2 separate regions of the Mus musculus genome follow, and region 1 is linked to region 2. A link is a loop called in an ENCODE intact Hi-C map of the cell type or tissue named here. Cell type or tissue: left cerebral cortex. All regions are shown on one strand. Links, peaks and the distances in the headings refer to the core of each region. The heading gives the core; the rest is flanking DNA.

The links. Hi-C counts contacts between places; a loop is a spot of excess contacts. Peaks named below come from ENCODE experiments on the same cell type or tissue, not always from the same donor. Only the 100,000 strongest peaks of a DNase experiment are listed, where the experiment ranks them.
Region 1: a loop joins it to region 2, with 2.1 times the contacts of the local background. A loop is called at or near these places in 5 of 42 quality-filtered maps.

Annotation. Positions count from the first base shown.
Region 1 is chr6:71,007,896-71,017,903 of GRCm38, forward strand. No RefSeq gene overlaps it. Among named protein-coding and RNA genes, the nearest start is that of Gm23485, 27 kb to the right of the region's middle. In left cerebral cortex, for the core only: a CTCF peak has its summit at 5,013 (motif pointing left); DNase peaks (open chromatin) are centred at 5,042 and 5,223; H3K4me3 peaks cover 1,055 bases.
Region 2 is chr6:70,949,595-70,959,602 of GRCm38, forward strand. It overlaps Foxi3 (forkhead box I3), which reads left to right and starts at 7,012. Exons shown (of 2, transcript NM_001101464.1): 1 at 7,012-7,606. The coding sequence starts at 7,015. It also overlaps a transcript of Tex37 not described here. In left cerebral cortex, for the core only: a CTCF peak has its summit at 4,616; DNase peaks (open chromatin) are centred at 4,628, 6,011 and 6,378; H3K4me3 peaks cover 6 bases.

The DNA of each region.
Region 1 (10,008 bases), core at 2,362-7,361, 59 kb after region 2:
GCGAGGGGCCAGTGAGATGCCTCAGTGGGATAAGGTCTTTGCCACCAAGCCTGACTATCTGATTTTAATCTCCAGCATCCATAAGGTAGAAGAAGAAAACAATTCCTAAAGCCTATCCTCTGACCTCCGTGTAATTTGGTCACTCCTCTAATAAACAAAAGAAAATAAGCATAAAGGGCCTTCTCCCTTCAATGGCCCATGTCCTTCTGTACAAACTCTGATTAATGCCTTGTAAGTTCAGTTAGAGCGAGGAACCTGGTTGGCTAGTAAACCCCACATTCTCCCAGTCCTGTTGTTTTTTTTTTTTTCTGGTGCTACTGGGGAAGGGGCCTGTTTCTTCTACTGCTAAGCCCAGTTCCAAAGCAACAAGCAAGCTTGGGTGGCTTTCCCTGGGGTGGCAGCTGGCTGGGACGCCAGCCAAGTTGCCTTTTGGTCTTCTGAGGGGAAACCAGGGTACAAGTTGGGGCGAGGGGCTGAAGAGAGGGAGGGCTCAGCAGTCTTCAAGTGTCTGCCAGGAGACGTGCCCACCTCTACAACCAGATGCCTTCTCATTAAAAATACAACTTGGGGGCTGAGGATGTAGCTCGGCTGGGAGAGGGCTGGACTAGCACTCATGGCACCTTGGGTTCCATCCCCAGCACCACATAAAATGGATAGGGTAGTATGCACCTGTAATCTTAGCGCTGTAGAGGGGTGGAGGCAGGAGGGGCAGAAATTCAGGGTCATCCTTAGCTACAGAGTGAATCTGAGATCAGGCTGAGATACATGAGACCCCGTTTAAAAGCAAAACAACAACAAAACCAAGTTGGATAGCTAGGCAGGGTAGTGTATGACTATACTCCTGGTACTTCTGAGGAAGCTGACAGGGAGAATCATCGAGACTAGGATTTGAGGCCTGCCTGGGCAACAAAGGGAGACTCTGTCTCAAAATAAGTAAATACATACATTTGATTTGAATGATTCCATTAGATATTGTATTCTTGGGGCTGGAGAGATGGCTCAGCTGTTCAGAGCATTTGCAGCCTTTCAGAGGGCTCGGGTTCAGTTCCTAGCACCCACAGGGAGGCTCATCAGCATCCGTATTTCCAGTTCCAGCGGACTTGATGCCCTCTTCTGGCCTCTGCAAGCACTACATGCACATGATACACAGACATGCATGCAGGCAAAACATCTATACACATAAAATAACAAAATAAAGATAACCGAGGCTGGAGGCAGGTCCTCTGGAAGAGCAGCAGGCACTCTTAACCGCTGAACCATCTCTCAGGGGTTAAGAACACTCACTGCTCTTGCAGAGGACCCTTATTTGTTTCCCAGCAACCACAAGGCAGCTCACAACTCTAGTTCCAGGGGCTTCAACATCTCTTTGGATTTCCTAGGTTCCTGTTTTCAGGATGTATATATATATATATATATATATATATATATATATATATACACATATATATATACACACACATATATCACACATACATACAGTAAAATTAATAAAATATAAAATAAAATATTCTTAAGGATCATATACATGCTGGTTAGTAAACTTTGGAGAAATTTATTCAAATAATGCCTGGCCAGGATTTCTCCCTCTTTAGAATTTCCTATTGATCCCAGAATAAAGCATCACCCATTAAGTGGCTTAAAAGAAGGAAAATTTTAGCCTAGTGTGGTGGCATATGCCTTTAATCCCAGCAGTTGGGAGGCAGAGACAAGTGGAAGTCTGTGAGTTTGAGGTCAGCCTGTTTATATAGGATATTTCAGGCCAGCCAGGGCTACATACACAGTGAGACCTTGTTTCTGTAACCTCCACCCCCTCACAAATTCCTTTTTTTTTTTTTTAAGATTTATTTATTTATTTATTTATTATATCTAAGTACACTGTAGCTGTCTTCAGAAATACCAGAAGAGGCTGTTAGATCTCAGTACGGATGGTGGTTGCTGGGATTTGAACTCAGGATCTTTGGAAGAGCAGTCAGTGCTCTTAATTACTGAGCCATCTCTCCAGCCTACCTCCACCCCCTCAAACAAAACAAAAACACTGGACATTTTTCCTCACATAGTTCTGAAAAATAGAAATCCAAAATGAAGGGGCTAGCAGAGGGAGTTGCCCAACCACAGGATTTGTCCTGTGACTTTCTCTTAGCTTCTGATGTCACCAGAAATTTTTAGGTTCCTTAGTGTCTAGCTGTACCACTCTGCCATTGTTCACACTAATGTAAGCTGTGTGTGTGTGTGTGTGTGTGTGTGTGTGTGTGTGTGTTATGAGTGTATGTATCTGCCTGGCTGTCCTCTTAAAAAATACTTTTATTTTTGCTGAGTAGTGGTGGTGTATGCCTTTAATTCCAGCAAAGGCAGGCAGATCTCTGAGTTCAAGTCCAGCCTGGTCTACAGAGTGAGTTCCAGGATAGCCAGGACTACACAGAGAAACCCTGTCTCAAAAAAAACAAAACCAATCAAACAAACACAATTATCTTTATTTTTGCATGTGTATGTGCACATGTCATGTTTGTGTGTGCCCAGAGAGGCCAGAAGAAGGAGTTGGATCCCCTGGAGCTGGAGATAAAGAGAACTGTGAACTGTCTGACACCAGACCTACTACAGGTTCTCTGCAAGAGCAGCAAGCACTCTTAACCACTGAACTCTCCAGCCCCATATGGTGTTCTTACAAAGTCACCCATCAGGACTAAGGACCTAGTGTAATGCAATATGACTTCCTTTTAGCTTAGCCTATTATATCTGCAGTAGCCCTTTCCTCAAGTTAAGTCACATTCTGCAGAAATGGGAGTAAAAGATTTCAGGACAAAATCTGTTTCCCCTCCCTCTCCCTTCCCTTCCTCTCTCCCTTCCTCTCTCCCTTCCTCCTTCTCTCTCTCCCTCCCTCCCCCTTCCTTTCCTCTCTCCCTCCCTCTTTCTCTCTGTCCCTCCCTCCCCCTTCCTTTCTTCCCTCTCTCCCTCCCTCCCCTTTCCCTTTCCTTCCTCCCTCTCTCCTGAGTTGTTGCTGCTGTTTGCCTTCTGTTTTGTTGTTTGGGACAACTATCTAAGTAGCCCGAGTGGCCTGGATCTCTTTGTGATTTTCCTTTCTTACCTTCTAGCAGGCACAGATTGTAGGAATGTGACACCACGTACAGCTGCAGTTTGAACCTTGATTCTAGTCCAGACTCTGGTCTAAGAACATAATAGTATAATAAGTCAACTCTTTAAATAAGGAGAGAGAGAGAGAGATGCTGAGAATTGAACTTAGGTCCTCTGGAAGAGCAGCCAGTGCTCTAAACCACTGATTTATCTTTCCATCCCAACCTATTTTCTCTCATTCCTTCCTTCCATTTGTTTGAAGCAGGGTCTTACTATGAAGTCCTGACTAGCCCAGAATTCACCGGATTAGCCTCAAATTCACAGAGATCCACTTGCTTCTGCCTCAAAGTGCTAGGATTAAAGGTAACCAGAAAGAGAAAATTCTGGATACTTTAAGAAAAATAAATGATTTTTAAAATTACAGTTATGCCAGGCAGTGGTGGCACATGCCTTTAATCCCAACACTCAGGAGGCAGAGGCCGGCAGAGATCTCTGTGAGTTCCAGGATAGCCTACACAGAGAAACCCAGTCCTGGGGGAGGTTGGGGGGGGGGGAGCTATTACAATTACAAGGGAGACTGGAAGAAACAAAATGGAGCTTTTTTGTAATTTGGAGTATGACAGCAACATTATTTTGCAATTACCTCAGATAGTGATTCTGTTTTCCTTGTGCTTTGTCTGCTCTGTATTCAGAATACACATGTAATGCATTTACATAATGAAGTTTAGGTGGTTTTGTGTCTTTCCAGAATGTTCTTTGCTATTTGTGGTGATTTGAATATGCTTGGCCCAAGGAGTGGCACTATTAGGAGGTGTGCCCTTGTTGGAGCAAGTGTGTCACTGTGGGTGTGGGCTTTTCTGTTGTTGTTTCGTGCATATATGATGTATATACACATACCTGAATATAACCTGCTTAGTCTGCATGTTGCTTGTATGTATGTTTTCAGGGCTGACATTTGGTATGGCACAAACAATTAGTGTGCTCTTCCTTGGGGAAGACTATTTCTCCAGGTCTCAGCATTCCTTAGTTGATCCTCCAGTCTCCTGCCTCCTGAGTTCTTACTACATGTACCACTGCCTGTGGTTTATGCAGCGCTGGGGACAACGGAACTCAGGGCTTTGTGCATTGCAAACACTCTACTCAAGGACCCATTTGACCAGACTTCTCTGGTATGTTCTACAATCTGTTCTAATTAGCTCTAGTGTTGTGATGATTCTTTTGTGTTGTCAGTGTAGACACTCACACCCCTGAAGACAGTGATATTCTTCTACAAATACGGTCCAGCCTGGTGGTCTATATTTCTCTCCACTGTTGGAAATTTCCAGCATCTTTCAAAAACCTGCTCCTTCATCCAGACCCAATAGCTCCATGAAACCTCGTTTAACTTTCCCAGACTACTTTCCTTGAGCTTTAGTAAAACTTAGCACGGGGTTATAACCATTGAGCACTTATATTTTCATTCTCTGCTTATAAAATTTATTTCTCAGAGAACGGGGGTGGGGGGAGGGAGGATGAAGTAGGGGGTTCTTAGCTAGGCTGTGAGTCACGATGGAGAAATGTATTTGGAGGAGGGGAGAGATGACACTTCCTTATGCATCTATGCATTCCTTATGCAGATTCACCCCTAGAGAAGATTGAGGAAGTGAGGGAAGAGAGAAGGGAAAGAGAAAGAGGGCGTGCCCTAAGAATTCAATGAATTGGGAGGAGAGCGCCTGCTAACACTAGCTGGAAGCACGAATCCTGATTTGGGACCATGGCTTTTCTGCCCCACTGCGGTGCATTCCGTAGACGCTAAGCCCTAAACTCCTGTGGGAACTTGATCAACTTGGAAATGAACTAAAATGTTCTATCTTCGAGGCTTCCCCTGCCCACGCGCCGCTCTGAGGACTATGCCCAGCCTTATTTCTCTGCCGTCTCGGGAAGAGTCCTGCCACCTAGAGGCTGGATGGGAAACTCGTCTTCCTAAGGATGGTCCACGCCTGCGTCCCTCTGTTCGCGCTGGCTGGGGTCCCCGCTTTTGGAGCAGACTTTACGTTGGGGATGCCCTTAGCTAGGGACTCAGGCTTACGTGGGCAGAGGCTGAGTTCTTTCCCTCCGCCGCCTTTTATAGGTCTAACTCGTCTCACCGAAGCAACAAGGATGCGATGGGCTTGAAGGCACAGAGACCCGGCCAGCTCAAGCTCCTGAGGAAAGCGGGCAGGAAGCCCGGGTTGGCAACTGCGCTAAACAAGGCGGCTTTCTTTAGCAGAACGCCTTCGGACAAACGGCCAGGAGAGCAGGCAGGGAGGCGGCTGTCAGGCCCGGAATGCACACACCTGTACCTGACAAGGCTTCTTTGAATCCCTTCTGCTCTGTAGTCTCCCCCGGGGTTGGCTTCAGGCACCGGGAGGGGAGTCTGGCAGCGAGTGCCCTGGGGAGGAGCGCCCCGCCCAGACCTCCAGGAGGAGCGGCCACCGGGGGAGATTCGGCGCCAGCACGAAGCTGAAGTTCCCCTAAAGCTTCCTCCAGGCTCCCGGGCTCCCCCGGTCCCCGACCCCACCCCCATCCCCGCACCTGTAGTTTCTGCCTCTGCCACGCCCTCGGGCCCACGACAAACAAAGCTTCCTAGAAACCCAGTTTCTGAAAGGATTTCAGACCCGGGTGGACCACAGCATGCTTGAGGCAAAACCTCTTTTGCCCTCTCTACCTAAACCTTGCTCATGTTTCATTTTCTTGCTTCCTAGTTAATCATATATTGGATGAAAAAACTGAGGCTCACAGATGATACGGTGAATGATACTTGCCTTTTCCTAGCTGCTGGGTTGCAAAGCAGTGTTGTGTATATCTTTTTATTTTCTGAGACAGGGTTTCAAGTAGATCAGGCTAGCCTCAAACTCACTATGTAGCTGAGGAATGACTCCAAACAACAACTCCTTTTAAATTTTGACTTGTGTGTATGCACATGGGTACGTGTTCCTGCATGTGTAAGGCAAGAGATATCAGGCATCTTCCTCTGTTATTCTCTCTCTCTCTCTCTCTCTCTCTCTCTCTCTCTCTCCCTCTCTCCCTCCCTCTCCCTCTCCCTCTCCCTCTCCCTCTCCCTCTCCCTCTCCCTCTCCCTCTCCCTCTCCCTCTCCCTCTCCCTCTCCCTCTCCCTCTCCCTCTCCCTCTCCCTCTCCCTCTCTCTTGGGACAAGATCTCTTATTGAACATGGGGCTTGCTGATTTGGCTAGACTGATTCCCCTTTGTGCTCCAGGGATCTTCTTGTTTAGACCTAGATACAAATCACTACACCTAGCTATTTTTGTGGATGCTGGGGTAATTCAGGTCTTCATGAATACATGGCTCATTTTATCTACCGAGTCATTTCCCTAACCCCCTCTGCCCCTCCGATCCCCCTGTTCCCGTCACTGGTGCTGGCCTAGTTTATGTGGTGCTCCCTCCTTTAGGGTCTCACTACATGGCCCTGGCCAGCAAGGAACTTACTAGTCTGACATTGAACTCACAGAAATCCACCTGTCTCTGTCTCCCAGGTGCTAGGATTAAAGTCATGATCCACCGCACCAAGGCAAGTTCAAATCTTTTAAAATATGTTTTTAAAACTATCAAAAGAAAAAGGAAGGAAAGGGCTGAAGAGATAGCTCAGTGGTTAAGAGCACTGACTGCTCTTCCAGAGGTCGTGAGTTCAATTCCCAGCAATCATATGGTGACTCACAACCATCTGTAATGGGATCTGACGCCCTCTTCTGGTGTATCTGAAGACAGCCATAATTGTACTCATATACATAAAATAAATAAATCTTTTAAAAAACAAAGAAAGAAAAAGGAAGGAAAGAAAAAGAGGAGGGGGGATAGAAGAAAAGGTACAGGTGATAACATCCAGTCTTAAGTCATTTTTCCTCACAGCTGATAAATGCATGGGTCACATGTGTAGTTACATTCCTAGTCATGAAGGTAGTTCCCTGCTAATGGGTAGACATTCTTGATAACTGGAAGAGCACTAAAACTGACTTCTGCCTGATCCATGGGATAAAGACCAAGATGGACCCAATGGATGCCAATGAAATTTACTCTCTACCAGCATACCACATTCCTGAAGAAATAGCTATGAAAATCACCTCTAAAGACTTCACACCTCACACCCCAATACCTAGAGGCAGAGGCAGGCAGATGGATACAAGCTGCAGGGTTGGTGAAACCCCACTTCATTTTGCATTTGCCCATGAAGAAGGCAGTTATATTGGGTATTGGCTATAAAGTTCCACACAATTTGTCAAATGGTGAGTCCAAGTACATTGTGGTTCTAGAAATAGTAATTATATAAAAAATGGAAATTGATGTAGACAGAGGTCCTCCTATAACAATAGGTTCTTCATTTGTGGATTCAACTAGCTACAGGTCAAAAATGTAGTTAGTGGCCATTGAGATGGCTTGGGGAGAAGAAAGGCACCTGCCACCAAACCCAAGGACGTGAGTTCAATTCCCAAGACCCATATGGTGGAAGGAGAGGACCTGACTTTGTGACCTATACATACCTCCATGTGCTCCCCTATAGATGTGAGTAGAAGATTATATAGGTAGGTCTAGAGTGTCTGTGCTGTTCTGAACATGCACAGCCCTTTTCTTCTTGTTATTATCCCATAAGCAATACAGCATAAAAACTATATAAGCACCACTTACTAGAAGTAAAATAGAGGTGATTTAAAGCACAGAGGAGGTGGTATGTAAGTGATAGGCAATCTGTGCACCATTGTACACAAGAGACTTGAATCAATGATGCTGGTATCCATTTGGAGTCCTGAAACCAATACCCCATGGGTACAGAGATGTGACTATGTAGTTCCTAACATTTAGTATGTAGCTACTGACACAGTTTAAAAAAAAATCCCTCCACACTAATTTTTAAGGACCAGAAGCACCACTTGGTTTGCATCTGACAAGGTCAACAGCACACCTTCACCATCCTGCCTCAGGGATCCATGAGGTGTCTCAATGTCTGTCATAAGATAGACCAAGGAGATCTGAGTCCTCTGATATCTTGGCACTATTGATAATATACTAATCTGTTGAACTGGAAGCAGCAAGTCATTTAGGTGACTTAATAATATACACAAATAGGAGCTCAGGACACAAAGTTCATGAAAGTCCAGGGCTGGCATTTCAGGAAGGCTCTGTACCCTGTGGCTTAAGTACATAAAGTTGCTCTTCTAAACTCCACTTCACAAAAGAGACAGATGCTTTGTAGGCCTTTTCTAAGTTCTATAGGTAACATCTACTACACTTCAATGTGCTATTTGGACTTGCCGGCCAAGTAGTAGACAAGGATGTAAGTTTTGTATAGAAGTTTCTTTGGTTTGTTCTTTTTGAGACAGTATCTCAATGTGTAGTCTAGGCTAGCCTCAAATTCTCAATCTTCTCTGTGTTCCAAATACTGGGATGACAGGCATGTTCATACACATACACACACTCAACCATACACAGTTGAGGCTAATAATGTTGAAGGATAAGAAAAGATAAAGATGAGAAGGCAAGTCTTCTATGCAAACTGCATTTTTCAAAGATGCACTTGTTTTTTATGGTAGGGATGTGTTTTGCCTGCATGCATGTGTACCATATTCATGTACTTCCCTCAAAGGCCAGAAGAGGGCGTTGGTTGTTTGGAACTGGAGTTGTAGACAGCAGATAGTTGTCTCATTTAGTAGGAAGAAGCATATAGGTCTATGTGTGTGCTGAGAATGGAACCTAGGTCCCCTGGGAAAGTAGCCAGTGCTTTTAACTGTTCAGCTACCTCTTTAGCCCCTGCAAACTGCTTTTGAGGCTATTTCCAACATCAATTTCTGTTGTGTTGCCTTGCTTTTAAATTTTTACACATTCATTTGTCTATGGTGGTTTTTGTAGTAGGGGGGAGAAAGTGGGGAAGAGTTTGCAGGAATCAGTTCTCTTCTACTAAGTAAGTGAGTCCTGGGAATGGAACTCAGGTGGTTAGCCCCGGTAGCAAGCACCTTTACTGGCTGAGCCATTTGGCCAGCTCCCCAGCCTCCTCTTCTTGAAACAGGTCCTTGTGTAGCCCAGGCTAAACTCAAATTCACTAATCAAGAATAACCTTGAACTTCTGGTCCTCCTGCATCCTCTCCTCAAGTGCTGAGGTTACAGGCATACACCAGCATTATAGCAGATTTGCATGTCTTCTCTTAGATGCACAGCTATAGCCTGCTGACAACAGTTGTTGGGTCTGCTGCTGAATTTTGCTCCCTTTTTGTATTGCAACCAATAGGACCCAATATAGCTAATAGTTCTTTATGTTACATGCAACCATCTTAGTTATATGTGATTTTTGTCTTTCAGACTAACTATGGAGCTGGGGTGAGGTGCTAGAGTGTTAGCTTAGTGGTAAGACTACTTGTTGCCTTTGCAGAGGACCTGGGCTCAATTCCTTGTGCCTACAATTGCAGTTCTCAACCACTTGTAACTGCAGTTCCATGGGTTTTCATGCCTTCTTCTAGCCTTCATGGGCAGCAGGCATGCAAGTGGTACACATAAATACTACAAGCAAAACACTCAGAACATAGTAAAATAAAATTAAACTTTCTTAGACACAAACCAGAGTATCAATTCCTCTGACGCTTCCTAACACAAAACGTGTAGGCCTATACGCCCCATCCTAAATGAGGACTCCTCTGTTCACCTCTGTACCATCCCAGTAATTTTCTCTTCAAGTTCCTTCTTGAGGTTGATGCATTCATCAGTGTCTCAGAGCTTCATAACAAAGGGATACATGGGGTAGACTCGAACACTCAGCATCTCAACGTCTCCTGCTAGTCTCAGGCACAGTAAACTGAGAGCAAGCTCTCCCTATCCCCACCTCAATCTGCAGCTTGTTCTTTAAGATGGCCATGGATCCTGAAGATCTGGCTCCTTCAGCTTGCCTCCACCCACCTCAATTCTAGACCTATGCCACCG
Region 2 (10,008 bases), core at 1,599-6,598:
AAGAGCATTGGCTCTCCTTGCAGAGGACCTGGTTTTTGATTTCCAACACCCATCCACTGGCTCACAGCAGCTGCCTGTAATTCCTATTCCAGGGGATCTGATGCTCTCTTCTGACCTCTGCAGGAACCAGGCACATACGTCAAAGAGACATACATGCAAACTGAATATTTATACAATAAAAAAAAAGAAAAATAAGAAACATGGGAAATGCTTGGTACTTCCCAAGTTTATCACAGCCTTTAGTAGGTGCTGTCATCTACATTAATTTTTTATTATTTGTAATTATGTCTATGAGTGTATGTCTGTAAGTGCACATGAGTACCAGTGCTGCAGAGGCCAGAGGACTCCGGTCCCCTGGAGCTAGATTTATAGACAGTTGTGCTCTGCCTGATGTGAGCATTGGGAAGCCTACTTCAGTCCCCCGTAGGAGCTGTTCATCCTCTTATCTGCTCAGCCATCTCTCCAGCTCCTGTTACAGTGTTTCTAATTTCTACATTATCCATTGATTCCATACGAGCATTTCCAACCCTCTACTTGCTCATCTGTCCTGTTAGTGGATGGTAAAGCTGATCTTGATACTTGTTTGAGCTCTTTCAGAGAACAGAAGCCGAAGGTCAGGAACACTCTGCTCTAGACACACAGGTTTACTTAGCATCCCAGGATGAGTTCAAGCCATTTTTATCTTCTGAGTTTCCTTTCTAGTTAGGTGTGAGGTTGCATGCCTTTGATTCCAGCAGTGAGGAGGCAGAAGCAGGTGAGTTTGAGGCCAGTCTGGTCTACATAGCATGTTCTAGGATAGCCAGGGTTATGAAGAGAGACTCTGCATTAAAAAAAAAAATTTCCCCCCTTTGGGCTAGAGAGATGGCTCAGTGGTTAAGAGCACTGACTGCTCTTCCAAAGGTCCTGAGTTCAAATCAGATCCCAGCAGCCACATGGTGGCTCACAACCATCCGTAATGAGATCTGACACTCTCTTCTGCAGTGTCTGAAAACAGCTACAGTGTATTTACATATAATAAATAAATAATTCTTTAAAAAATTCTTTTCTATACCAAATCAACCCTCCTCTGTCCCCCCCGCCCCGTCCCATCAACCCCCATCTTTCTCTCCCTTTCTCCCTCCCTCCCTAGACCCATCCTTGTTTCTCCCCCTCCTTCTAAAACATAGATTAGTGCATTGGTACAAAGTACTTTGTCAGTTTTTGCACACCTGTCTTGTAGCCTGGCTCCTGCATCTTCCCATGCGCATCTGTGGAGTTATGCAGGCACATAGCTATTGCTTATGGCTTTTCACCCAAGTTATCTGAAAACAATATCTTGATTGATTCTGATACCTTTCTCACACATCCCCAGCTCGCAAACAGTTGCTTAATCATCTTTGTGTATAGTAGTGTCCCCCATTACTTATACAATAGATTATGCTCCCAAACTCAACAGTGTCTGAATCACTAGGTGGGGCTGAGAGGCTCAAAAGTGCACAAGCCATAGGGAGTTAGCTCAGTGGTAAACCTGCACTGGTCCAGTTCTGGGTTCTAACTTCAATCCATAGTTCTAGAAACAGAAGGAAGCAAAGACAGAGCATAAAAGCATCTTTCCTGGGTGGGTCCAGGGCATCAGTATTTTAACCTTCTTCCTGATTCCACAAAGGGAGCTGAAGCACTGATTGGCAAATTCATCAGCTCTGGCTAGGAGGAGTCAACCAAATCAAGTGTAGAGTTAGGATGAACCATAACATTCCATCTGTCACCAAGTTCCTCCTTCTCATCACCATGGTCACCATTTATGAGAAAACACGTATGGGGTGCCTATTAACTGAAAGGCATCTCCAGTCTCACAAACAGAGGCAAGGCAAAAGGCCCTGGAGGATACAGACATGAGAGCTTCGGCTGAAAGAACAAACCTGGGTTCAATTGGAAATCAGTTAAGAATAGATGTGAATGCATGGAGCTGGGTGAATGGGGAGGTGGGGAGGATCTTGTAGTGGTCGGGGGAGAAGAACCATGATCAGAATATAGTGTAAAAAATTACTATTAATTACTCCTCCTCCTACTATTACTCCTCCTCCTCCTCTTCCTCCTCCTCCTCTTCAGAGTTTCTCTATATAGCCCTATCTGTCCTGTCCTAGAATTCATTCTGTAAAACAGGCTGGGTCTTGAACTTAGAGATCTGCCTGCCCCTTCCTCCCTAGTGCTAGGACTAAACACATGCAACACCACTGCCTATCCAGAAAAAATTTTTTTTCAATAAGAAAATTAAAAAAAAAAAAGAAAAAGAATAGATATATCAAATGTGGTCTTGTGTGTCAAGTGTGTCAGCATTGAGGAGATTAAGGCTAGAAGATCAGGAGTTCAAGACTATCTTCAGCTTTGTAGTAAGTTCAAGGCTAGCCTGGGCTACATCAGCCTCTGTTGCAAAATATAAAACAACCCAGCACAGTGAAAGCAGAAGCAGGTAGATCTCCATGAGTTTGAAGCTAGTCAGAACTACAAAGTGAGATCTTGTCTCAAACACACAGTGCCCTTAAACACACACACATATATATAAAACATATATGCATTTTATTAGTTTTATTTTAATATATTACACACTGCATTATATTCTATAATAATATATAATATAACATATATCATATAGCTCATATATCTAATAATATATCATAATATATGTGTGTATACATGTATGTATATTTGAAGCTTATACAAAGATCATATATATATGACAGAGGCCAGAAAGCTGATGAAGTCATTGCTGGTTTAAAATCAGCCAATTTGAATATATGTGAGAGACATTTCTGAATGAAGTCCATGATTACATCTGCCAACTCCTGCATCCAAAGATGCTAAGTGGTTTCTGAACACTTTGATTTATTTCTGGCCAACCAACATGGAGTGTAAGCAGGCTGGGAAAGCCAGGCCATGGCCCTGGCTGGTTTAATAGAAGAATGGAAGTCCTTCATTCATCTGTATGCAGGTTTTCACTGTTGTATACCCAAGGACTTCTTGGCTACAGAAATCAGGCAGTCATGAAGAGTCCAGAAGCCTACTAAATTTTGTCAGATATGGTAAAGATAAGTCATTGAATTCCTCTTTTTCAATTTTGTGAAATGTGGGGAAATAGCTATCTCATGCTAATATTCTAGGCCTGTCTCTCTCTCTCTCTTTCTCTCTCTCTGACTATCTCTTTGTCTTTCTCCCTCCTTCTCTCCATTCCTTTCTTTTTCTTTTTTCTCTCTCTTTCCTTCCTTCCTTTTTCTCTCTTTAGTAATTTATTTTGTGTATATGTTTTGCCTGCACTTACTCATGAGCTAGATTCCCAGCCCCACACCTTTGTGAGACAGCGGAAGAATTAATTTTTTTTAGCAGAAAACTTCTGTCTTCACAGAGATCACATGCCTGATTGAAGATTTACAAATTGGCATCAGCATATCTTTAAATAACTTCTGCTCTTTTGGAAGTCTAATTTACCCTTAGTGAATCAACTTACTTTATACAGCTATGGCAATGAGACCTTAGGCCCTGGAAGGGTGGGCATAGGATAGCCTGAGCTTCCAGAGTCTCTTGGTTTCTTGGGTATGACTTTCTCTTCTGAAGCTCTGTGAGTGTAGGCATCCAATGTTCACCATGTGTAGACAGTGCCAGAGTCTAGGTTTATTCTCAACATTTGGGGGGAACAGGGTCTCCCTTACCTATATCTGGCTAGCCTGGAACCTACAGTGCAGACCAGCTTAAAACTGTTCCCTTGCCTCAGCCTCCTGGGTGCTGGGAATACAAGCGTGTGCACCACCGTGCCCAGCATGGCTTGTTCTTGAGTTCATAGTCTTGGTTACACCACCTCAGAAAATATTTGCATATCATTGGAAAGCTTGTTCCCCAGCTGCTCACTCCATTTTCCATTACCAGTCATAAATAGATGTAAACCATACATATTTGGTAAGGGGGTGGGGGGACGGTCCCTTCAGGCAGGACGATTGGGCCCACCTGCAATCCTAAACACTCGCAAATCCGAGGCAGCTGGATTGCTGAAAGTTCGGGCCAGCTTGGGCTACACTGCCAGAGGGGGAAAGAATTCAACTTCAGTGAAGTTTTGATTTACTTGAAGGTTGATGCACTGGAGCGCTGACTATAACATGCCAGATAGAAAGCCTTGTAGGAAACACGGGTACAGTGATGGTTCTCGGATTTTAAAATTACATTGGTTTATTATTTATCTGTTTGTTCTCTCTCTCTGCCCCTCTGTCTCTGTCTCTCTCTGTGTGTGTACAACTTGAGGGAGTCAGTTCTTTCCTTCCACTGTATGGGTCCCAAGGACTGTACATAGATCGTAAGCCTGGTAGCATACACCGTTACTCACTGAGCCACCCATGATTTCCAATTTTTGGAAACAACCACATGCAGCACTTGTCCACATTGGTTGGCATTTTAAATGAAGAGCAACCAAGGTCATTTTCAATTCATATGGCCCTGTCCCTCTTCTAGAAAGAGGAGACAATGCCAGCAAACCTATGTACCCATGTTTCTTTCTCTTTCTTTTTTTAATTTTTATTTTTATGAGTACACTGAAGCTTGTCTTTGGACCTACACTAGAAGAACGTGATTTCCAACTACCCCGGGAAACGCTGTAACAGCTGCAAAAGGTCGGTAGGTGGCTCTGCTCCTTTTAAATAAATTTATAAAAGACTCAGAACATGATCTGCTAAGCAGAACTTTTAATCAAAACAATAGACCACATCCTGAAAACTGTGGCCCCCTCCTCTCCTTTAGAATAGATGGGCGGCTTTAAAATTAGACCCAGGAGAACAATCGCAAACTGTGTATGGTTAAGCAATTTGTTAGGAGACCAGGGAAAGAATTATATTGTGAAGAACAGTTACAAAAAGGAAGATAGAGTCTGTCTCTTCATTCTTTACTTCCATTTAGAATGAAAGCAAACTGAGTATTGAAGCCTTCTGAACACTCACTTCCCATGCTTTACACTTCAGGTCACTCTACAGAAACGTTAGTTATTTAAAGTGTGTGCGTGTGTGTGTGTGTGTGTGTGCGTGTGTGCGTGTGTGTGTGTGTGTGTGTGTGTGTATGTGTGTGTGTGTGTGTGTGATTGCCCTCTAGGTCCCCAACTTTTACCTAGACCCTGTCATCTTAGCTTTAGCTCACACCTTTATACTTAAGAAAACGAATACCCAGTAGGGAGTTATAAAATTATAAGTGCTTGCCAAGCTGGGTCATAGTTTTCCACCTTGTTAACATTTCAGGAAAAGCCTCACCTAAAACCAAAGCCATTTGGAGGAATGGGAAGCCTGTTTTGTTTTTTATCTAAATAAAGAAAAATGTGTTTTAAACTAAAATATCGTTAAGGAGTCATAATTTCTCTTTTCAGACTCTTCCAAACGTCTTCAAAGAAGCAGGTGTTTTACAGTTGCAGTAATATCTCTCTGGTTCCAGAAAAGAGGATCGCTTACTTTCAAATGAGATAAACATTTTAGGCTTTCAAGTTTGCTAAGTACATAACTCTGATTTTAATTTTTAAAATTACTTTATTTACTCACTTATGTGGTGCGGGTGTCACAGCGAGTCAAATCATATAACTTTCCCGCGTCGGGTTTTCTCCTTCATCCCAGGGATCAAACTCCAGGCTTTAGGCGGGAAGTGCCCTTACCGTTCAGTCACCTTGTCGACAGACCCGGTCTGGCTTTTGTTTGTTTTCTATTTTGTTTTTTTAAGAGGTAAAAAGTTTAAAGTACAAAACTAAGACAATCATGTACATAAATAAATGTGGGTGCGGGGATTCTTTAGTAATATTCTAAACTGTCAGGCTGTAATCCGAAAATAGAAAAAAAAAGCCACCAATAACTTCGCCGCTTAAAGGAGAACTTTCAGATCTGTTTTTATCAAGAACACCTTTAGAAATATTTTGGATGGTAAAAGAGATAATTTTCTCGCTGTCGTTTTGGGTCGTTGGGTCGACACAGTATTTAGCTAATTGCTCTCCTGATGCTCAGAGAACCCCTTCAAAACTCGGAGAAGCTGAGAATAAAAAGACCCAGGCTATAAGCGCGTCTTGAACTACTTTAAGCTTTCTGCTTTTAAATGTTAATTCCAAAGCCACTTACCTAGCCGTCTTTGCAAATTTACCTTTTGAAAAATAACTGCACACCAAAATTCGGAACAAACCGGGTGAAATGAAATGAACAGTGCTTCCTGATTGTAAACAAACATACGGTTTAACTAGAAAGATGAATCACCACAAAAAGAGACAGTAAAAAAACAAAACAAAACAAAAACTTGAGAACCATTTCACACTTGGCCCAGAGTCGGGAAGAAAGGGTGCCTGTCGGGTTGTCATTCATGCATTCACATCTATTATTTTTGATGGCATGGAGCTGATCGATGGAGACCGAACGTGAGTGCTGTGCTAAATATGAATACTTCGAATGAAAAAAAAAAGTTTTAAAACTTTGGGACTTGTTAGAAAGGGAAGTGGAGGCTAGAGCAAATAAGTAGTCAATCCACTCAAACGGATTCACCAGCTTTTTAGGGACCAGCCGGTCCAGTTGGTGAAGTCTGTCTGTTGTTTCAGTACTCTGCTTTTTAGAGTAGGTTGATCGTACGCGGGCTAAGATGGGAGGATGGAGGGGAGGCGAGAAGGATGGATGACCAGACCGTAGGACAGGAGGGCCGGATAAAGGAAGGACCGATGGACGCTTTTCACCTTGACTCCGGAGCTAGCAGAAAGCAGCGGGGACCAGGCAGGCGGGGCAAAGGAGGCTGCATTCTGCTCCCGGGCACATGGGGCGTGGCGAGGGCGTGGACTGTGGAGCCTTGGTCGCCCAGCCTCCCAGGTATAAGAGACGCGGTACCCCCGCCCTCGGCGAGCTCCTCAGCGCTCCAAGTCGGTAGTCGCAGCGGAGGCCAGGGCGGGCCGTAGGGTTGGTCCGCCAAGGGATGCTCTCTCCGAAGTGCCGTGGCCAGCCCCGCTCTCCCAAAGCCGCTGCCGCTCTGCACCAGCCCTCGGTCGCCGACATGGCCCTGTATTGCGGCGACAACTTCGTATACTCGCAGCCCGCCGCCGCGCCTGGTGCGCCCCCGACCTCCAGGGCACCCTATGGGCTGTCCGACTACGCCGCACCGCCCGCTGCAGCCGCCAACCCCTACCTGTGGCTCAATGGGCCCGGCGTGGGCGGCCCAGCCTCCGCTGCCAGCTACCTAGGGGCCCCGCCGCCGCCTCCCGGAGCTGCGCCCGGACCCTTCCTGCAGCCTCCAGCCGCTCCGGGCACCTTCGCGGGCGCCCAGCGGGGCTTCGCGCAGCCCTCGGCGTCCGCACCCGCCTCGCCCGCCGGCTCGGCAGCCCCTGGCGAGCTGGGCTGGCTGTCGATGGCCAGCCGCGAGGACCTGATGAAGATGGTGCGACCACCCTACTCGTACTCGGCGCTCATCGCTATGGCCATCCAGAGCGCGCCTGAGCGCAAACTCACCCTCAGCCACATTTACCAGTTCGTCGCCGATAACTTCCCTTTCTACCAGCGCAGCAAGGCCGGCTGGCAGAACTCCATCCGCCACAACCTATCACTCAACGACTGCTTTAAGAAGGTGCCCCGCGACGAGGACGACCCAGGTGAGGATGGTTGGGCAGGTGCTTTCCGGCCGCGAAGCCGCGCACTTATAGGTCCTGAGAGCCGGAGCCCAAGATCCGGTCTGTGCGCGACCGTGGGGCCTTCTCATTACTAGAGCGGAGAACATGAGGGGTTAGTCACCCAAACCTGGTCTGGTAGGGATGCAGGAAACATCAGATCTCCACAGAAGACATGGTCCCTCACACTCAGAGCAGAAGCTAGAGGGCTAAACCAAAAAGTCCATACTCTCAAACAGGAGGTCGATTCAAGGAACAGCGTAAGTCACAGGAAGATAGATCGGACAGGGACAGGGACTCTCAGAAGCAGGGTGTTACAAATGATGAAAGAGGACATTGGGCCTCATTTCCTCCTTTGAATTCCTAAGGATCGATCTCCCTTTGTGGGCTAACTGAGGTTTGGGTAAGTTAAGATACGAGCACCCCGAATTGGCTTCCTGCTAGTCTCAATCCTGTACCTTGAGTGAAGAAGACTGCATAGGGCTGGGTTCTGAGTACTCCCTTACCTGGCAGAGGGAGGTGGAAGAGGAGTGAAGCTTACCAAGAAACAGATTCTTGCTTGAGGCTTCTTGAATGAAGCCAGAGCGGTTGTATTGGGGGATGGAACCCAGGGTCTCAGATATGCAAAGGATTAGCTCTACCATTGAATTACACTACTCTGTAGAATTCACTCTGGAGCAGTTTTCTAGTGCTGATGCTGTAAAGTGCAAAGTACATTTAAAAAGTTAATGTGATTAGGCATACCTTATCATTTAGGAGGTAGAGACTGGAGGATCAGAGAGTTCAAGGTCAGCTTCGTAGACTTTCTCTTAAATCTCACATTCTGTGTATGTTTTACAACACATTTTCATTTGGATACATCAGGTATCTTGATGATAGCCATTAGTGCCCGGTGGTGACACTTGTACAGGACGTGCAGTTTTTGACGATGCAACTTCCTGACTTAGTCTCTAAACCACCCAAGATTATTATATCAGTTGTCACATGTATTCCTTTGAACTTTAAAAAGTTCAAAAAATATTGTATCTGGGAAAGCTTTTTAAAAAACTACCAAATGAAGTGGACATTTCGGGATATGTCAGTAGGACTCAGTGGGCAGTGATGGCTTGAACCAAGTATTTGGAGGTTGGGGGTGGAGCTCAAAAAATACAGCACTTGCCTGGTATATTGAGATCTTGGGTTTACCCTCTTGCACTGGGAGAGGATGAAGAAAAGATAGTGATACCAAGATGGCTCAATAGACCTATCCAGATAGTTACAGATTCATTCTCTCTCTCTCTGTGTGTGTGTGTGTGTGTGTGTGTGTGTGTGTGTACACTCTTTACAGAGGCAAAGACAGGCATATCTCTTGAGTTTAAGGCCAGCCTGATCTACATAGCGAGTTCTGGGATAGGCAGAGCTACATAGTTGAGAGAGAGAGAGAGAGAGAGAGAGAGAGAGAGAGAGAGAGAGAGAGAGAGAAGGTTAGGAGACAGTCTACTTTAACGCTGCTTCTCCATGATGACAGTTGTGTGTGTAACTGGGCATATACAGCAGGTATCCAGTCTGCACCTCATCTCTCATCTGAAAATGAGGGCTGTGGTCCTGTTGCCTGTCTCCACAGAGCTGAGAGACATCTGAGCTTATCTATGAGAGCAGTCACTGCAAAGCAGTAGGTTAAGACCTTGAAACAGCAAAGGCCAAGTTAGGAAAAGCTGTTTGGGGGAAATCCTTCTGAGGTGATCGAGATATGTCCCACTTCAGTTATAGGAGGGCATTTCTTTCCTACAGAAGGCAAGTCTCGTGTGTATTTTAAATGAGTGCAGAATTTTCACAGTGGACATCTTGATCTTACAGGGATGTATTCTATTCAGTGATGAACATGGGAGGTTGATTCCCAGTTTTCTTGTTCTGCAGACACACATCAGTTGAATTGTTAAGACTTAGTTGATTGCTGGGTAGTAATTTTTTTTAACTACCATTTTGACACTGTCGTTTTAAAAAAATGATATTCTTTTCAGTTGTAGGACTTGCATATTTTTTTCAGAAAAAGTTGTAGTAAATCTGTTAGCTGTTGTGCCAGCTACATCATCAGTTAAGCCCAAATTAATTTACTGTATGTTAACTTACTGTTTTAGCAAACAAATGGAAGATCATGGTTTAAGTAGCATCAGAATTTTGTAATTTTGCAAGTTTACATGGCTTGGATCAGGAGTTAGAGAAGGTGGCAGGTGTCTCAGAAATAAAATTAGGTCTTAGGATGTTAAGTAGTGGATGCTACTATTACATAGAACTAGCTGGAAGAACTTACTCTGACTTTTTCCTTGTAATGAGGATGACCCAGGGAGCACCTTGGTCAACATTTAATCTGATTTCCTGGTGGTTCAATGTGTGCTGTAGTGAGCTTC